Linked DNA regions of Homo sapiens: region 1 is linked to region 2. The links are chromatin loops, found by intact Hi-C in ENCODE. Cell type or tissue: HCT116. All regions are shown on one strand. Links, peaks and the distances in the headings refer to the core of each region. The heading gives the core; the rest is flanking DNA.

What was found. A loop is a pair of places that touch in the nucleus more often than their neighbours do. Peaks named below come from ENCODE experiments on the same cell type or tissue, not always from the same donor. Only the 100,000 strongest peaks of a DNase experiment are listed, where the experiment ranks them.
Region 1: a loop joins it to region 2, with 2.4 times the contacts of the local background. A loop is called at or near these places in 5 of 110 quality-filtered maps.

What each region holds. Positions count from the first base shown.
Region 1 is chr3:100,782,041-100,787,454 of GRCh38, forward strand. All of the region lies in intron 57 of ABI3BP (ABI family member 3 binding protein), which reads right to left. It overlaps LOC124906260 (a long non-coding RNA gene), which reads left to right and starts at 4,446. Exons shown (of 2, transcript XR_007095986.1): 1 at 4,446-5,414. In HCT116, for the core only: no CTCF peak of the experiment used is centred there; no DNase peak of the experiment used is centred there.
Region 2 is chr3:100,314,161-100,319,574 of GRCh38, forward strand. It overlaps TBC1D23 (TBC1 domain family member 23), which reads left to right. Exons shown (of 19, transcript NM_001199198.3): 16 at 1,939-2,027; 17 at 4,909-5,044. Among named protein-coding and RNA genes, the nearest start is that of NIT2, 18 kb to the right of the region's middle. RefSeq lists an enhancer at 2,492-2,671. In HCT116, for the core only: a CTCF peak has its summit at 2,578 (motif pointing right); a DNase peak (open chromatin) is centred at 2,571.

The sequences.
Region 1 (5,414 bases), core at 511-4,510, 470 kb after region 2:
CCTCATAGTAACTCTGAGTGAATACATTCCCAGAGCCCTCTACTCTGTCTCTTGGGTGGCTTGAGCTGCCACCACTGTGTGAGGGCTAAATGGCCATAGCTGGCAAGCATGTGTTATCCAGCCATGCCACGGGTGTGTGGGACTCAGAAGGTAGTCCAAGGCTGCCAGCAGTCACTGACCAGGCATATGCAAGTCCACCAAGTCACAGGGGCTGGTAGGTTAGAAATCTAGGAGCTCTGAAGAGAATCCAAATTTTGCAGAGTTACATTATACGTAAGACCAAAGATACAAATTCCCTTGCCCTCTTTTTTTTTTATCCAGGGAGAAACTGGAAGAAATGAGCCATTTTCTATGTAGGTGGAGACAGAGGCATCATATTCTTATGATCCTTAGACATAAGTTCCCAAATCAAATAGAGAAGCAGCTGCAAAACTGGACTTTCTCCAGCCTTTAGAAATGGATAGAAGCCAGTGGTGCCTGAAAGCATTGGGAAGGGCCATGCAAAAGGCAGCTGTGTGGCTCGGTGGAAAGATCTGGGGGCAGGAGACTGAGCTCTTATTCTGGACTTGCTCTCCTGCACCTAGCTGCTGTTGAGGCATTTCACCCGGGCCAGAACTGGAGAGACTAGTGAACATCTCTTGCCTTGAGTCAGAGGAGAGCAAATGAAGGTCAAAGGTAGCAGAGAGGGAATGGGAAGAGAAAGGAGAAAATCAGTAAGAGAAAGGAGAAAATCAGTAAGAGAAAGGAGAAAATCAGTAAGAGATACTGTAAAGAACAAATTCTCAGGAATTGGCACCCAATTAGACAGTCTGGCCCAAGCTGTGACCTGACTTCTTTTTCCCTCAGGCAGGATTAACCAACACATCTTCTAAAGGGCAGAGTCAGCTCTGTAAGCATCAAGACTTGAGCCTCAGAATGAGCCCCCAACTGCCATAAAAGAGTCCTACAAAAATCTCTGGATTTACATAGTTCACCCCTCAGCAATTTATCATCCAAAATGAAGTAACAATTTGGGTATTTTTAACCATGGTAACAAAAACTTTGCAAACAAACAGTAAACTGGAAATCGGTTCTTAAATGTACCAGTGACTTCATTCCCTGTGATCAAAAAGGGGTGATATTTATGGATGATTGGTTTCTGCACTCTTGTCCCAAATCTCAGCACCTGGTTAAAAAGCCACGGGCAGGGAGCCAGCAGGCTGGAAGATTTAGTTACAGCCCAGAAAAACACATTCCTCAGCCTGAGGGGACTGGATTATCGTGCAGCACACTCATGTGGGGGCAGTAAATTGTGGTTCCCTCATTAGGGTGTAGAGAAAGGAGTCTAGGGTTCAGGTATTTAACAATATCTGCCAAATCATATGTGCCAAGGTGGTTTCAGAATTACACTTTGCCTAGTACATAATGGGCTTTCAATAAATGTTGGTTGAATGAAAAAAATAGCTGCACAACTTCCCTCAGGGAGAAAGTCAGAGAGATTGTCTAGCACTGGGATTGGCAAACTTTTTCTATACTTGCTTTCACAGCACAATGGCAGAATTAAATATCTGTGAAAGAGACTGTTTTGCCCACAGAGTTGAAAACATTTATCCTTTACAGAAACAGTCTGCCAACCCCATGCTAGACAATAAATATTTTCACCTTTGTGGGCCATACTGTCTCTGCCACAACGATTCAACTCTGCCATAGTACTGTATAAGTACCTTTGTACACAGTACACATTGTACATAGCACAATGTGAAACGTAGATGTGTTTCCAATAAAACTTTATTTACAGAAACAGGCAGTGAGCCAGATTTGGCCTGTGGGGCTGTAGTTTGCACAATCCCTTGGCCTGGTGTGTGCATGGCTTGTAGCATCTCTGTAGGCAGGTCTCAAGGAGATTTTAATAGGTAGGACACATCAGCTAAGCTGGGACACGTCTCTGGAAACCATGGAAAAGCAGAATGCTAGAAAAATGACCCACTTTAGACCTCAACCTCTGCAGGCTACTTTCTAACCTTGGGGTACAGCAATGTCTATCTACACATACATGCATAAAATACACATACATCAGGGAAAATATCTAAAATGAGTGAAATAACATATAAAATACTGAGCTCAAGATATTCCTGGGGCTTACGGAATCACAAGATTTTTATAGAGACCTCAACAGTCAAAGGTCTGTAGTCCTTAGGCCTCAGAATCTGTTTTTCCTTTTTTAAGTCTTCCAAGGGCACAACCTTAGGTGGTCTAAGACTGTAAAGAACATGTCCTATAGGAACTACAAATTAAAACCACAATGAGATACCACCTTTCTCCTGCAAGAATGGCCATTATCAAAAGTCAAAAAACAATAGATGAGATGGCGTGGATGTAGGGAAAAGGGGCCACTTATACATCGCTGGTGGGAATGTAAATTAGTACAACCTCTACAGAAAAGAGTTTGGAGATTCCTTAAAGAACTAATAGTAGAACTACCATTCAACCCAGCAATACTACTACTGGGTATCTACTTAGAGGAAAATAAGTCATTATATGAAAAATATACATGCACATGTATGTTTATTGCAGCACAATTCACAATTGCAAAGATATGGAACCAACTTAAGTGACCATTGACTAATAAGTAGATAAAGAAAATGTCTGGTATATATACACCATGGAATACTACTCAGTGATAAAAAAGGAACATGATAACGTCTTTTGCAGCAATTTGGATGGATCTAGAGACCATTATTCTAAGTGAAGTAACTCAGGAGTGGAAAACCAAAAACTATATGTTCTTACTTAAAAGTGGGAGGTAAGCTGTAAGTACACAAAGGCATACAGAGTGATATACCGAACTTTAGAGACCCAGAAGGGGGAGGGTGAGAGGAAGCTAGGGATAAAAAACTACAACTTATTAGGTACAGTGTACACTACTCAGGTAATGAGTGCACTAAAATCTCAAATTCAACACTATATAATTCATCCATGTAACAAAAAACCATTCATGTTTATCCATGTAACAACAAAACCCAAAAACCATTGAAATAAAAATTTTAAAAAATAAAATTAAAAAGAATATGTCCTATAGATCACAAACACTTCCTTTATTAACTAATTTTTTAAAATGTGAAATATCTGAGTTGAAAACTTCAGCAAGAAAAACTATAGGAAAATGTGAGATGGATAATAAAGATAAATATTCTGAGTAAGATGTCAAAGCTGAACATGAAACCATTTAACACAAAAATGATGCATTAGAAGAGTCAACAGAGGCTGAAAGTGTGGATGAGACAGTAGAATTGTGTCAGAGAAGAAAAGAAACTTTTGTGAACAGCTGCATTTCTATAAAGAAGTCTGATCAAAACTATGCAGAATCAAAGGAAGGTGGACTAAGGTAAGTCTACAACCGGGAGAGGAGAGATTTTTAAACATTTTTTCCTCACCAATTTTTGAAAATAGTATTCTCTAGGCAAATATCTGAGAGCTGTTGTTTTCCATAATAATATGCTACATAGATGATCATGTTATCTATAATTTCTGAATTTTATGCCATTTACTTCTTTTCTTGCCTACTGCATTGGCTAAACATTCACTACTATATTCAATAGAAGTGGTGAAAATAGAAATCCCTGCTGTACTCTCCATCTTAGGAGAAAAGTGTTTAGTCTTTCACCATTAAGTACAGTGTTAGTTGCAGCTTTTTCTAGTCTATTGCCTTAACCACTCGGCCACAACTACTGCTGGTGTGAATTTTGGCAGTCGTAGCTTTTTCACAGATGCCCTTTATCAGATTGAGGAAAATTCCTTTTATTCTTAATTTCCTGAGAGCTTTCATTGGGGATGAATTTAAAATTTTGTCTAGGTTGTTTTGTGCATATAATTGGATAATCATATGATTTTTCTTCTTTATTCTGTTACATGGTGAATTACACTAATTTGTTTGAGTGTTGAGCCAACCTTGCATTCCTAGGATGAATTCCATTTGGTTGCTATAAATTACTGTGGCTGACATGGAGATGTACTGCCCAGATCTCCATTCAGTGCTCTCTGGTTGAAGCTTACTCTGAGGGAGATGATAGCTGGGTGCCGTCTGCTGACCTCACTCCCTGCAGGCAGGCAGCAAGTCCTTCCTTGACAGGGGATCCCAATCAACAAATAAAAGAATATAGACCAGGCACAAAAAATTTTGTTTGGGGATGGAGGTGGAGTAAAGAAAGAGGAAACAGTGAGCTCAGCTTTGTCTACCTGTGCCCACCAGCCCAATTTCTCCCAACAATTGACAAATTAAATTGAAAAGCCCTGCTATATTATTCTTCCAAAGCTAAGTTGGATACATTATTATAAAGTTGACTTTATGTATATAAGAAGGTAATAGATATCCATTTGTAATACAAGTGGGCTTTGGAAGAATATTTATATTGTTGATAAGCTAAAATATAATAATGGTTTGTTTCCCTGAGAGATAATTGCATGCTCCTAATAAGAATCAGTATTATAGTGAAGGTTAGTAGCTTTCAAGTGTGATCACAGCTACTTTACTTGTTCTTTCATTTGCTTGGTTGACATCTAAGTGCTTTTATTTTTACTTATGCAACTTCCAAGGAATTATTTGAATATTAAACAATTTGTACCTGCCTTCCTCCCAAAAGGATCTGAGAGAAGGTGGCTCCGTTTACAGCCAGATTGCTTATGTCAATCTGAAAAATTGTGCACCATCTAATCCCACAGTTGGGCAGAATAAAAAGAGTAGCTGAGCACAAATAGATATTGAGATGCTTTCTTGCTTTTCATAAGTCATGAATTTATAGTATTGGCCTCATTATTTGGTTTGAAGATAAGTGAATTCCTAGAAATTCAGAGACTGTAATAATCAAGTACAAAAAGCACATTCTTAAAGCTAAATAATTTGTAGACTAAATATCTCTAGGTATTATTCACATCTCTTTTTCATTAGAGAACCGTCATGGGTTCATCAGATATATATACATTAAATAAATTTTAATTTTTTTACCTAAGCAAACACAAGAGTTATACTACTAAAAATATTTAAAGGGAATGATACAATTCTATGTTAAGGCATCTAAATAACTACCATTTATCCATGAAGTTGGGTGTTTGAATATTTATTAGATCAGTGTCCTAGTTTTTCTAGCATAATACTTACTCCCAGAGATCTGATTAGATTAGAGCTATGTTATTTAAGATGAATGATTTGAAAACATTAGTGACTGTTACCAGGGTAACCAGATGCGAATTGCTCTGATTAAATATTTGTTGTTTAAATTTCATATTCCAGATTGCTAACAGATGCAGTTATTCAAAAAAAATTTTAATGGTACTTGGTAAATTATAAACTTAAAAACCAACTAATTACAGTTCAAAGACTAGTCTGTGTAGAAAAAGCATTTTGAAATTAGGGGAAATAGCTATTTTTAGTGTTTTCA
Region 2 (5,414 bases), core at 951-4,950:
CAATCTCGGCTCACTGCAACCTGTGCCTCCTGGGTTCAAGTGATTCTCCTGTCTCGCCCTCCCAAGTAGCTGGGACTACAGGTGCGTGCCACCACACCCAGCTGATTTTTAAATTTTAGTAGAGACGGGGTTTCACCATGTTAGCCAGGATAGTCTCGATCTCCTGACCTCGTGATCTGCCCACCTCGGATCTTTCGGCCTCCCAAAGTGCTGGGATTACAAGCGTGAGCCACTGTAACCGGCACAAAAAAAATTTTTATTGATAGTGTGTAAAGTATAGATTTGATCTCTATCTTCTGGGAAATTTGAATTCTAAACCTAAGTAAAGGCCAAGTGTGGTGGTTCACACCTGTAATCTCAGCACTGGGAGGCTGAGGTGGGAGGATCACGGGTCCAAGAGTTCAAGACCATTCTGTGCAGCATAGCAAGATCCTGTCTCTGAAAAAATAAAAAAATTAGGCAGGCGTAGTGGCACACCCCCGTGGTCCCACACTGTGGTCCCAGCTACATGGGAGGCTGAGGCAGAAGGATTGCTCCAGCCCAAGAATTCGAGGCTGCAGTGAGCTAAGATTGCGCCACTGTACTCTAGCCTGGGTGACGGAGTGAGACCCTGGCTCTAAAATACTACTACTACTACTAATAACTAAAGGCATGTAACTTGATTTTTTCTCACATTGGAATAGCTCTTGAAAATAGAAGATTTTGAGTGTTTTCATGTTACATGCACACACCCAAAAAAGCTAGAGTCTTCCTTTGTAGTAGGTAATTTTAGCTGAACCTTATCCTACAAGTAAAACAATGCTTTTCCCCTCAGAAACATGTAGTATTTTATTGACACATTTTAATTTTACCTGTTAGTTTATTTGGGATTACCTGAAAATTAATAGGATATTAATTTTTATATTCCAAAGAAAGGTCACACTTCCTATAGACCTAATCAAGTTTGAGTTTACATGTTATTTATGCCTCTGCCTTTTGAAAAAGAGGCAGATTCTTTTTTTTTTTTTTTTTTTTTTTTTGAAATGGAGTTTCACTCTTGTTGTCCAGGATGGAGTGCAATGGCGCTATCTTGGCTTACCGCAACCTCTGCCTCCCGGGTTCAAGTGGTTCTCCCGCCTCAGCCTCCAGAGTAGCTGGAATTACAGGCATGCGCCACCATGCCCAGCCAATTTTGTATTTTTAGTAGAGACGGAGTTTCTCCACGTTGGTCAGGCTGGTCTTGAACTCCCGACCTCAGGTGATCCACCTACCTCGGCCTCCCAAAGTGCTGGGATTACAGGAGTGAGCCACCGCGCCCGGCCGAGGCAGATTCATTTTTATGGCTTATATTTACACAACAAAAGTAGAATCTTCATTTCTATTGAAACAAAAGTAACAGTAATAAAAAAATGTGAAGATAACCCTTAAGACACCTGCACTTATATGAGAAGCCTTAACCAATCATATTGGAATTTGAATATTTGGTGTTAGTAACTTATTTTACCTAACAGACATGAAGGTAGCACCAGGCATTGTCCTAATAGTTTTACAATAAAATTGACTGATTTAGTTCTTACTATAACCCTGACAGGTAGATATTGTTAGCACTATTTTACAGAGGAGGAATCAGAAACACAAAAGGCTAAATAACTTCCGCAAGGCCAAACAGATCTAAGCATTGGTTTTAATATGGATATTGAAATTGTTTAAAATTTAATTTTTACATATTTAAGAGCATTCAGCCTACCAAGGCCTTATGCCACTTTTGCTAACATAATTTCTTTATCTTCTTTTAATTTCCTTAACATAGCTCTCCTAAAACTATGGGTAGTACATGGGGTTTTGGGGGGGTCAGGTAAGGAATAATTACATTTTGTGTGAATATTCAAATGATGCTTGGTAAAAATCTTTGATAACTTCTTAAGTGATTATTTCTCTCCTAAAATTCTTTGAATATAGGCATGTGAGCAGCAGTGACAGAGTGGGCAAGCCTTACCGTGGCGTAAAGCCTGTTTTCAGCATTGGGGATGAAGAAGAATACGACACAGGTGTAGTAATACACTTAGCTACAGACAGCTTTGCTGTCATTAGGAGTGATTACAGCAGTCATTCTGGGAATAGCCAATCAACTGCTTTTTTAAAAAAATGAGATTCTGTAGAAATAATTGGAGAATCTGTGGCTTTCTATTAAGAGTTTGGTTTTAGACACCTTGAATTGTTGTACGTATTAGAAATCCAAGCACCAACATGGCACATGTATACATATGTAACAAACCTGCATGTTGTGCGCATGTACCCTAAAACTTAAAGTATAATAATAATAAAATTTTAAAAAAAAGGAATCCAAGCAGAAATGTTGAGTAGAGGCAGTTGATTATAGGTGTCTTCAGCTAAGGAGAGAGGTTTAAACTGATGATAATTTGGAGGCTATCAGTGTGGAAATAGTATTTAAATCCAAGTGATGGGATTGAAATCCCTTTGATCAGATTGAAATTCCTTTGATCAGCCACCTAGGAGATTGAGAGTTGTGGGACTAAAGCACTGAAAATTACAAAATTGAGACATCTGAAGTCTTGAAACTGGAGGCAATATCCTAAAGGGCCACAAGATGGTGATACTGTGTCAGGGAAGTTTATCTTCTCTGTGGTTATGTTTTAAAAAAAATAATTTAGGCCGGGCGCGGTGGTTCACGCTGTAATCCCAGCACTTTGGGAGGCTGAGGCGGGCGGATCACTTGAGGTCAGGAGTTCAAGACCAACATGATGAAACTGTGTCTCTACTAAAAGTACAAAAATTAGCTGGGCATGGGAGTGCATGCCCATAATCCCAGCTAATTGGGAAGCTGAGGCAAGAGAATCGCTTTAACCCAGGAGGCGGAGGTGCAGTGAGCCAAGATCATGCTACTACATTCCAGCCTAGGTGACACAGCAAGACTCTGTCTCAAAAAAAAAAAAAAAAATTTAGTCTTTGGTTTATAATTCTACTGTCCAGCTTATCCTAATTAAGCAATCATAACTAATATTGGTTAATATGTGTATTGAGTTAGGTAAGCAGTCATAACTAATATTGGTTAATATGTGTACTGAGTTAGGGAAAAAATATATAAATGTACAGAATGAGAAAAAAAGACTCCCAAATCTCACCTTGCTTTTTCCAGTTAGTAATAAATACATGTTGCATATTTTCCATTTCAGCTCATGTATCTCCTCATTCTCCTTCTATCATATAAACATACCATACTTTATTTAGTCAGTCTTCCAGTTGACACTGGTGGTTTTCCAGGTTTTTTGTTTGTTTCAAATGACACTGGATCTTTATATAAAGATATATATGTAGATTAGCTTCTGATGACAGTATATTCAGAGGGTAAATTCTGCTAAGAATTTTAAATTTTAAATCTTACTGCTAAGTAAGATTGCTAGGTTATAGGGAATCACATTTGACATTTTAATAGATACATGAAATCACTTTTCAGAAAACTTGCAGAGAGGTAAATGTGATATTTCTGCTTGTTTCCTTTTCTTCTTTTTTCCCCTCTCTGTTGCCATCTCTTTCTGTTAACTCTCTGAATATCTCAACTTCTTCCATTAACAAAGGGGAGAGGCAAATGGATGAATAAATTGTGTCATATTTACATTTATCATGTATCTACACACACATATTTACAATATGGAAAATTGGACCATAATGAAAGTGAGAAAACTGAAACTATGTGTATCAGTATGTATGAATTTCAGATGTTGGGAGTAGGGTAGCAGTTGTGGAAGAATGCAGTTGAGTAGTCTACTTTTTATATACATTTATATACATTTAAGTGTATATATACATTTATATACATTTAAGTATAGAATACTACTGTATATTATTTAGGGATATGCATATATGTTAAAGCAAAGACATGTATGGAACTGATAACACCAAATTCAGATAATTAGTATTTCTTGGTGGGGAAGGGAGGAGAATGTGAGTAGGAGGAGATACATGAGAGTTTCACTTTTGTTTAAGCTGGTGTAGATAACGTGCGATTTCCTTTTTCATTATGTCTCTATATTTTGCAGTATTTGTTAGAAAGCAAAGGACAGAACCTGTAATTATTTACCTTAGAGACTGTATTATCCCTTTCTTAAATTAGAAAATATAATTATTTTATATTTCTCTTAGGGAAAATAACCTTAAATTTTTACTTATTTATCTCAGGATTGATTTTATTATTTTCCTTAAAATCAAAAAAGCAGCAAGATAAAACGAAATCTGCCATCTTTACTCTCAAGATAGGTGCCTATTGTTTAACAATTCAGCCATCTCTTTACAGACTAGTCAGATCATAGTTAAGTTATGCATATCAAAACAATTGAAATACCCCAAATGGTTTAATCTTTAAAAGTGTATTCTTAATATTTAAACCTGACTTTGTTACCATATGAAAGTGATGTTTGATAATAATATTTCTATATTATCAGTGGCATAAGGAAATAGAGTAGCAGGATTAGAATTGATTGCGTTATTCTTTTTTTTTTTTTTTCTTTTTTTTGAGACAGTCTCATTCTGTTGCCCAAGCTGGAGTGCAGTGGCGCAATCTCAGCTCACTGCAACCTCCACCTCCTGGGTTCAAGCGATTCTCATGCCTCAGCCTCCCGAGTATTTGAGATTACAGGTGTGCACCACCACACCCAGCTAATTTTTTGTATTTTTTAGTAGAGATGGGGTTTCACCATGTTGCCCAGGCTGGTCTCCAACTCCTGCCCTCAGGTGATCTGCCTGCCTCAGCCTCCCAAAGTGCTGTGATTGCAGGCGTGAGTCACTGTGCCCAGGCTGTTTGTTTTTCAATCCATATCTTCAAAATACTACTGAAATTTTTTTAGACTGTTAGGGAATGTATCATTTTAAAAGTTGGTAATATCCATATTTAATACTTTGTATTTTTTATAGATGAAATTGACAGTTCTTCAATGTCAGATGATGATAGAAAAGAGGTTGTAAACATTCAGACTTGGATAAACAAACCAGATGTCAAACATCATTTTCCTTGTAAAGAAGTAAAAGAAAGTGGACACATGTTTCCCAGGTACTTTTAAAAATGTCTTCATAAGAAGTAAAATTGAATTTGGGGAAGTTAATAATACAAAACTGAACTACAGAAGAACCTTTATTTATCCTAGTACAATAAGATATAATTCCCTTCTGTCTACTTGTATTACAGGTCTTGAATTTACAGTATTATGTAATTTTTATTTTGAAAAATTTTATACAAAAATGTTGAAGGAATAGTACATTGAACACCCTTATGATTCTTTTTTTTTCTTTTTGAGACGGAGTTTTGCTCTTGTTGCCCAGGCTGGAGTGTAGTGGCACGATCTCTGCTCACAGCAACCTCTGCCTCCCAGGTTCAAGTGATTCTCCTGCCTCAGCCTCCAGAGTAGCTGGGATTACAGGCA